2 separate regions of the Homo sapiens genome follow, and region 2 is linked to region 1. A link is a contact called in ENCODE Hi-C or POLR2A ChIA-PET data. All regions are on one chromosome and are shown on one strand. Each heading gives the region's core, a stretch centred on a gene start or an enhancer-like site at or near the end of the contact. The rest is flanking DNA. Distances are from core to core; before and after follow the strand shown.

Region 1 (3,042 bases), core at 248-2,747:
GTGACCTATGGCTGGAGGGAGGAGGGCAGGAACAGCAGAGTGAGGGAGGGTTTTACCCACATCCATGCGTGGGGGAGTGGGGAGTTCTGGACCAGGTCCCCAAGGGATGTCATTTGACTGGATTAATACTCAGGGACAGAATCCCCATCTCCTCTGTGCCAGGTGCTGTGCCATGTACTGGAGAACCGGATAGCACCTGGATAGGGGTCAGGGCTCCAGGGAACTCCACTCCCTCCTAATGGCCCTCCCCTCCACCCCATGACCCACTGTCTACACTGCTGCCAGACTGATCTTTCCAAAAGGCAAATCATACATGTGACTCCTCTGCTTAAAACACAGAATAAAATCCTAGCTCCTTGTCCTGGCCTGCCAGGCCCTCTGATCTTCCCCGCCCTCCTCACCTCATCTCCTAAGCTCTCCTCAAGACCAGCCATGCCAAGTAGGTCTTCCTCAAGGCTTTGGCAGTCACTGTTGCCAAGGGGGTAGGGAACTATGCCTGGAACTATTTTTCCCTAGGTGATGTTCACAGAGATGCTTCCTTTGCATCCATCAGGTCTCAGCTCAATGTCACCTCCTCCAGGAAGGCTTCTCTGATTACTCTTTTGGTGCATTCCTTTTTTCTTTTTTTATGTTTACTCAACAAACATTTATCTTAACTATGTCCCATGCACTGTTCTAGGCAGTGCAGGTAACGGGGTGTTAAGCGAGCCAGGCCCTGTCCTCTTGGAGCTTACAGTCTAATGGGAAAGACAATCAGTACACAAGTAAAAATAAAAAATAAAAAAATGTCGGCCTGACTCGGGGGCTCACGCCTGTAATGCCAGCACTTTGGGAGGCCAAGGTGGGCGGATCACCTGAGGTCAGGAGTTCGAGACCAGCCTGGCCAACATGGCGAAACCCCGTCTCTACTAACAATAAAAAAATCAGTCAGGCGTGATGGGGGGCGCTTGTAATCCCAGCTACTCAGGAGGCTGAGGTAGGAGAATTGCTTGAACCTGGGAGGAGAGGTTGCAGTGAGCCCCGAGATCGCGCCACTGCACTCCAGCCTGGGTGGCAGAGCGAGACCCCGTCTCAAAAAAAAAAAAACCAACAAAAAAACCCCCATGATTTCAGAGCGTCTGAAGTGCTATGAAAAAACAAGAGCGAGGAAAGGCGACAGAGAGGGCCTAGGCTGGAAATCTCGGAGCCGCTCTGGAGACCGGCCCTGGGCGTAGAGTGGGGAGCAGAGGCCAGAGGGGCCGTGTGGAGCGGGTTGGGGGCGGCAAGGGTCACCTGAGCCCCACATCGGAGTTTGGGGAGAGCACCCGGCCGGCCCTAGAGCCCTCTGGTCTGGCCGCCCCGGAGGCGCGCTCGCTCGCCGGAAAGGCACGCGCGGGAGTCAGCCAGGTGCGGCTGCCGCGGGGAGCCGCCCTCCGGGCCGCGCTTCCTGGGGGGCGGGTCTCACCGCTGTCCCGCCCCTGGGCCGCCGATAAATGCGCCGAGCCGGCCGGCACCGCGGGTTCGGAGCGCGAAGCCGCCGCTGGGTCCTCGGCGCGCCCCGCGTCTGCGCTTGCTGCCGCGCCCCGGTCGGCGCGCTGGGAGTTCCAGCCATGCTCTTCTGGCACACGCAGCCCGAGCACTACAACCAGCACAACTCCGGCAGCTACCTGCGGTAAGGGCCGCGCGCGGTCCCCGCGGGTCTCGGGCCGGGCCGGCGGGCCGGGCGCCGTTGGACGTCCAGGGGCGGAGAGGGGGCGCCCCTGCTGGGCCCTGGCCTCCCCGCTGTCCGCCCTCTGGGGACTGAGAGACCCGCCCAGCGTCCCGCCTAGGGACTGACAGATGGACGCCGGCGGGACCCGACGTGCGGAGTTGGGGGCCCGCTGGGGAGGCGAGCGCGCAGAGCCCTATGTCTGCGAGGGCTCCTCCCAGGCGGCAGAGAGGGTGCAGGGCGCGCACCTGCCGGCCCGCCGCCTCCCCTGGCCCGTCCGCCCCCTGCGGCCCTCCTCTCCCCCGCGTATCGGAGAAGCAGAGGAAACTTCCTGCCAGCAGCCTGGTGCCCGGCCCGGGGAAGTTCGTCCCCTGCTCTTTGCCCGTCTCCGCCGGGGCCCCTCTCCCAGCCTCGCGCCCTCTGCAGTGCCCTTCCTTGGACGAGGGGCGGGCGGCGGGCTCGGAGGGGCAGGCCGCCCCACTTCCCGCGATGGTCTTGCGCGTGTTCGCCCGAGGCCCGCGTGGTTATTGCCCTTGATGGAAATCTTTCTTCTGCTGGAGGGATTTGAGTAGTGCCCTTCAGAGGGGAAAGTAAGTCCTGCGTGTTTTGCACAGTTCCCCACAGGCCCCTCTTAGCAGTAGGACCCCGTGTGCTCTCGCTCCCGGAGGATTGTTTTTCCCTGTTCTGCTGCTGGCCGGGACTAATGGGCAGTCATTTCACTTTGTGAACTCGCCTGAACCAGCTTTAGCCTGTCCTTATTTCCATCTTAGTCACAGTTTATGAAATGTGCCTAATTTAACCCAAAGGGCATTTGATATGGGCTCAAGGAAAATGAATGATGAGGCCGAAGGAGTCACAGGCATTGACAGCCCCCATACTAGAGCTACCTTTAAGTGCTAGTTTTGGCCCCAAGAAGTTCCCACTTAGATCTTAAAACGTTATTTGTAATTCCTGGCTGCTGGTAGGTATTTGTCCTCCCTGAAGACATCCCCTTTTCCTGGAGGCGGGGGAATGATTGGGTTTAGTGGATGTATCTGCTGTTTTTATTCATGGGCCAAAGTAGTCGGAGATGGCAAAGGTCTAGAGCCTTAAAGGCTGACAGCCACCCGGCAGACCACGGTGATGTCACCAGAGGGAAGCCCAGGAGGAGATGTTAATCACCCAGAGATTAAGTGTCCATTCACTTGCAAGAAATGCTACAATGGAATACATTTTTACTGTACTGAAGTTTTAGTTGTAGCTTTGGCTAAGTTTTAGTTTGCTGCCATTAAGTATGTTGCCATATCTTAACAATGAGTTTGAAGGTGACCCTGAGTTGAAGGTGAGTGTACTTGAAACTTCCTAGATACCTACAA
Region 2 (3,042 bases), core at 406-2,905, 71 kb before region 1:
AGTCAAGGAAGAGTTCCTTAGGGAGTTAGAACCTGAGATGGGCTGAAAAGGAGCACATAGGGAGAGAACTTTAGCTAGGAGCCAAGGCCATGTGGCCAAGGGAGGGGGCATGGGCTTGGAAGACACTCCTGGGTTGAACCCTGCTGAGCCAAGATGGCAGGAGACTTACCATTTTGTGAGCCCTCATATTCTCTGTGTCGAGTGGAGAAACATAGCCCACCTCACAGGCTTGTAAAGTGCCAGGCACAGTGTCTATTTCTGAGTGGCAGCTGTGGTGGCGGCTGCTCCTGCTGTTATTCATAGGTAGGGGAGTAGTTCTGCCTCGCTGATGAACTGACTCTCAAGGAGCCAGATGTGACACCTGCCCTTTAGTTCTTGTAGCTTCAGAAAGAGCCATAACTTAATGTCAAAACCTTTGAGTTTGGGGTTTGAAGGCCTGGGTTCACATGCTGCTTTTGCCAGCTCGGGGGCTGTGATTGTGGACAAGTCATAGACACTCTGGATATCTAAAGCACTTGTATGCTGGGTGGGAGGTGGGGGGCAGGTGTTTTATACCCTGCGCTGAGAGGCTAGCATTAAAGTCAAGTGAGGTAAGGTGGTTGACATTGTTGAAAATTGAAGATAGTATCCTTTTTATACTCTTCCATTGAAGAAAGTAGACTGATTTTGAATAGAATTGTTGTCAAGTTTTTAAAATTCTACATAAAGCAGATATAACTGCATTTCTCTAAATACACCGAAGAAGCTATTAAATGCAATTGAGTAAACTCTAAAACACCAGTCAAAAATACGACTTGTATTTTTTGACTACTGCTTTGTTTGGAATCCGTCTATATTTGTGCTGGGGTAGCCGGTACATTGTCAGCGTTAGGCTAGGAAATGCCATGGGTTTTTAGAGATGGATACCGGAATTAGAATGCCAAAGAGAAGCCTTAAACGTGCTGCCCAGCTTCCCATCTGATGCTGAGCACCTCCTGAGAGGCCAGCCCAGCCTCTGCAGCATCTCCAGGACAGCAGGACACACCACCTCCTGGGCTCCCAGCCCCTCTTTCCACTCCTTCTCATCATTTGTCCCTGTTGGCCCTAGTTCTACCCCTTAGAGTAGAACAGAATAAATCTCCCACCTAAGAACCTGACCACATTTGAAGATATCCATTGTGTTGCCCTGAATCTCCTTTTCCAGGCAAGGATGTGATGACTGTCTTGTTAGAGGTCATTTCATACAGACACTACTTCTCAAGATCTTCAAAGCTTCCTGGAATTTTGTGCATGCACATTTTTCAGGGGAAAAGACTCATCAGGTAGAGTTGGATGATAAGATTTTATAATCTGAAATACTTTTAAAATAATTGATTCAGATTCTCCCTTTCGTTTTACTGATGAGGAAAACCGAGGCATAGAAAGTGAAGAAATTTACCCCAAGCTCGCTTGGCTAGTTGATGCCAGAACCAGAGCCAAAACTCAGGTCTCCAGACTTATAGCCTGGAACTTTTCTTCTCCCCTCCCTCTGGTACTGAGCCTAGCTAAGTGAGGACTCTCGTCCCAGGTTCAGGGCCATGCTGGCACTCCGTTGTAAATCCCAGGACCATGTCAGTGCCAATCTGGGGCATTGGTCGTTTTTCCCCAGTCTACTGGTGGATACTTAAACTCAGGGTCAATCCAATTTTTTAAGGTCTTTCTGGCCTTTCCCAGAAGGTGGCGCTAAACTCTTCCTTAGCTTCCACACGATTGAGTAGCTAAGCTCAAGACGCTGCTATGAAGAGTTCTTTGATTCCAGCCACTGTTGTTCCTGGACCTTTGCTTTTTTTTTTTGACTCAACCAGTTATTCTGGTGTGTCTGTGACAGAGCCAGATCAAACCTTGTGAACCTAAAAAACATGCAATCCAAATTTTGAAAACTTTGTGCTAAAAGAAACCTTTAAGCAAACATTCACCAGTATTCTGAGTAATGATCCAATTTTAAAAAGCTAGATGTGAAAATTACGCTTTTCTTAGCTAGACACTATTACTTCACTGACTTTGAAAGGTGAAGGAGTGCTGTGTTTCTAATGAGACTGTAGCAGAATTGGAATAGTTTTTGATGACTTCAAGGCAGATTATAACCCAGAAGTCTTTTTGATCCTGTCCTCTTTGAATAGTCCCTCACCCCTTTCTAAATCCTTGCCACTTCTGGCCACCTTGTGTACTAAGTGGTGTTGTCTTCCTTTGTTTCTGCTGCCCATGTTGACTTTTGCTCTCTGTTTGCTTACATTTATAATCTTTGCTTCTTATGTTACATAGAACACAGGGGCAAAACCTGAAGTTCACCCTGATTCAGGCAGCTTGCCAAAGCCAGGGGTTTGGCATATAGAGGGAAGTTGAGAACACCTACCTCCCTTGCCAAAACCAGCGTCTGTCTTGGGAAACTTTCTCTAACCCCAGTGAAAAAGAGGGCCTCAAACTACCCATCTTAATGTGCAGCTTCTGACATTTTATTTTCAGACATTTTAGAACCAAAGCCCTCATCCACATTAGATACATTTGATCATCCGGGCGTGGTGGCTCACACCGGTAATCCCAACACTTTGGGAGGCCGAGGTGGGCAGATCACTTGAGGTCAGGAGTTTGAGACCAGCCTGGCCAACTTGGTGAAACCCTGTCTCTACTAAAAATACAAAAAAATTAGCTAGGCGTGGTGGTGTGCGCCTGTAGTCCCAGCTACTCGGAGGCTGAGGCAGGAGAATCGCTTGAACCCACCAAGATGGCGCCACTGCACTCCAGCCTGGGCAACAGAGCAAGACTCTGTCTCAAAATAAAATAAAATAATAGATACATTTCACCAAATGCTTCATGCAGGCCACATCCAGAATTCCTGGATTTTTGTAAGATGAAGGGCTCCTTGGGTTTGGGTTTCAGCTCAGCAGATCTGAAACAGCCTTTTTTCCCAGCAGCTCTCTGTAGGATAATTCACTTTAACCTGAAGGGCAATAGAGTGCAGGAGATGGGGAGGAGAGAAGGAAAACCACGAGTTCTCACCACGAACCCGGCAATCAGTTACCTGGC

The links. Hi-C counts contacts between places; a loop is a spot of excess contacts on that map. ChIA-PET counts read pairs that join two places held with the same protein, here RNA polymerase II (POLR2A). Pooled maps may share reads with other maps.
Region 2: a map of MCF 10A shows a loop between it and region 1 (7-fold over the local background). The contact joins the enhancer-like site here to the promoter of TFCP2L1 in region 1. A Hi-C loop is called at or near these places in 2 of 168 maps with a recorded cell type or tissue (Calu3 and MCF 10A) and 3 of 50 pooled maps. POLR2A ChIA-PET finds 5 or more read pairs at or near these places in 2 of 52 experiments (MCF 10A and WTC11).

The regions. Positions count from the first base shown.
Region 1 is chr2:121,283,657-121,286,698 of GRCh38, reverse strand. It overlaps TFCP2L1 (transcription factor CP2 like 1), which reads left to right and starts at 1,497. Exons shown (of 15, transcript NM_014553.3): 1 at 1,497-1,651. The coding sequence starts at 1,590. RefSeq lists a silencer at 1,332-1,471.
Region 2 is chr2:121,354,913-121,357,954 of GRCh38, reverse strand. All of the region lies in intron 38 of CLASP1 (cytoplasmic linker associated protein 1), which reads left to right. Among named protein-coding and RNA genes, the nearest start is that of TFCP2L1, 71 kb to the right of the region's middle. Within about 2 kb of position 1,655, at least 7 of the 41 ENCODE cell types and tissues checked have a DNase peak (open chromatin) inside an H3K27ac peak, as active enhancers do.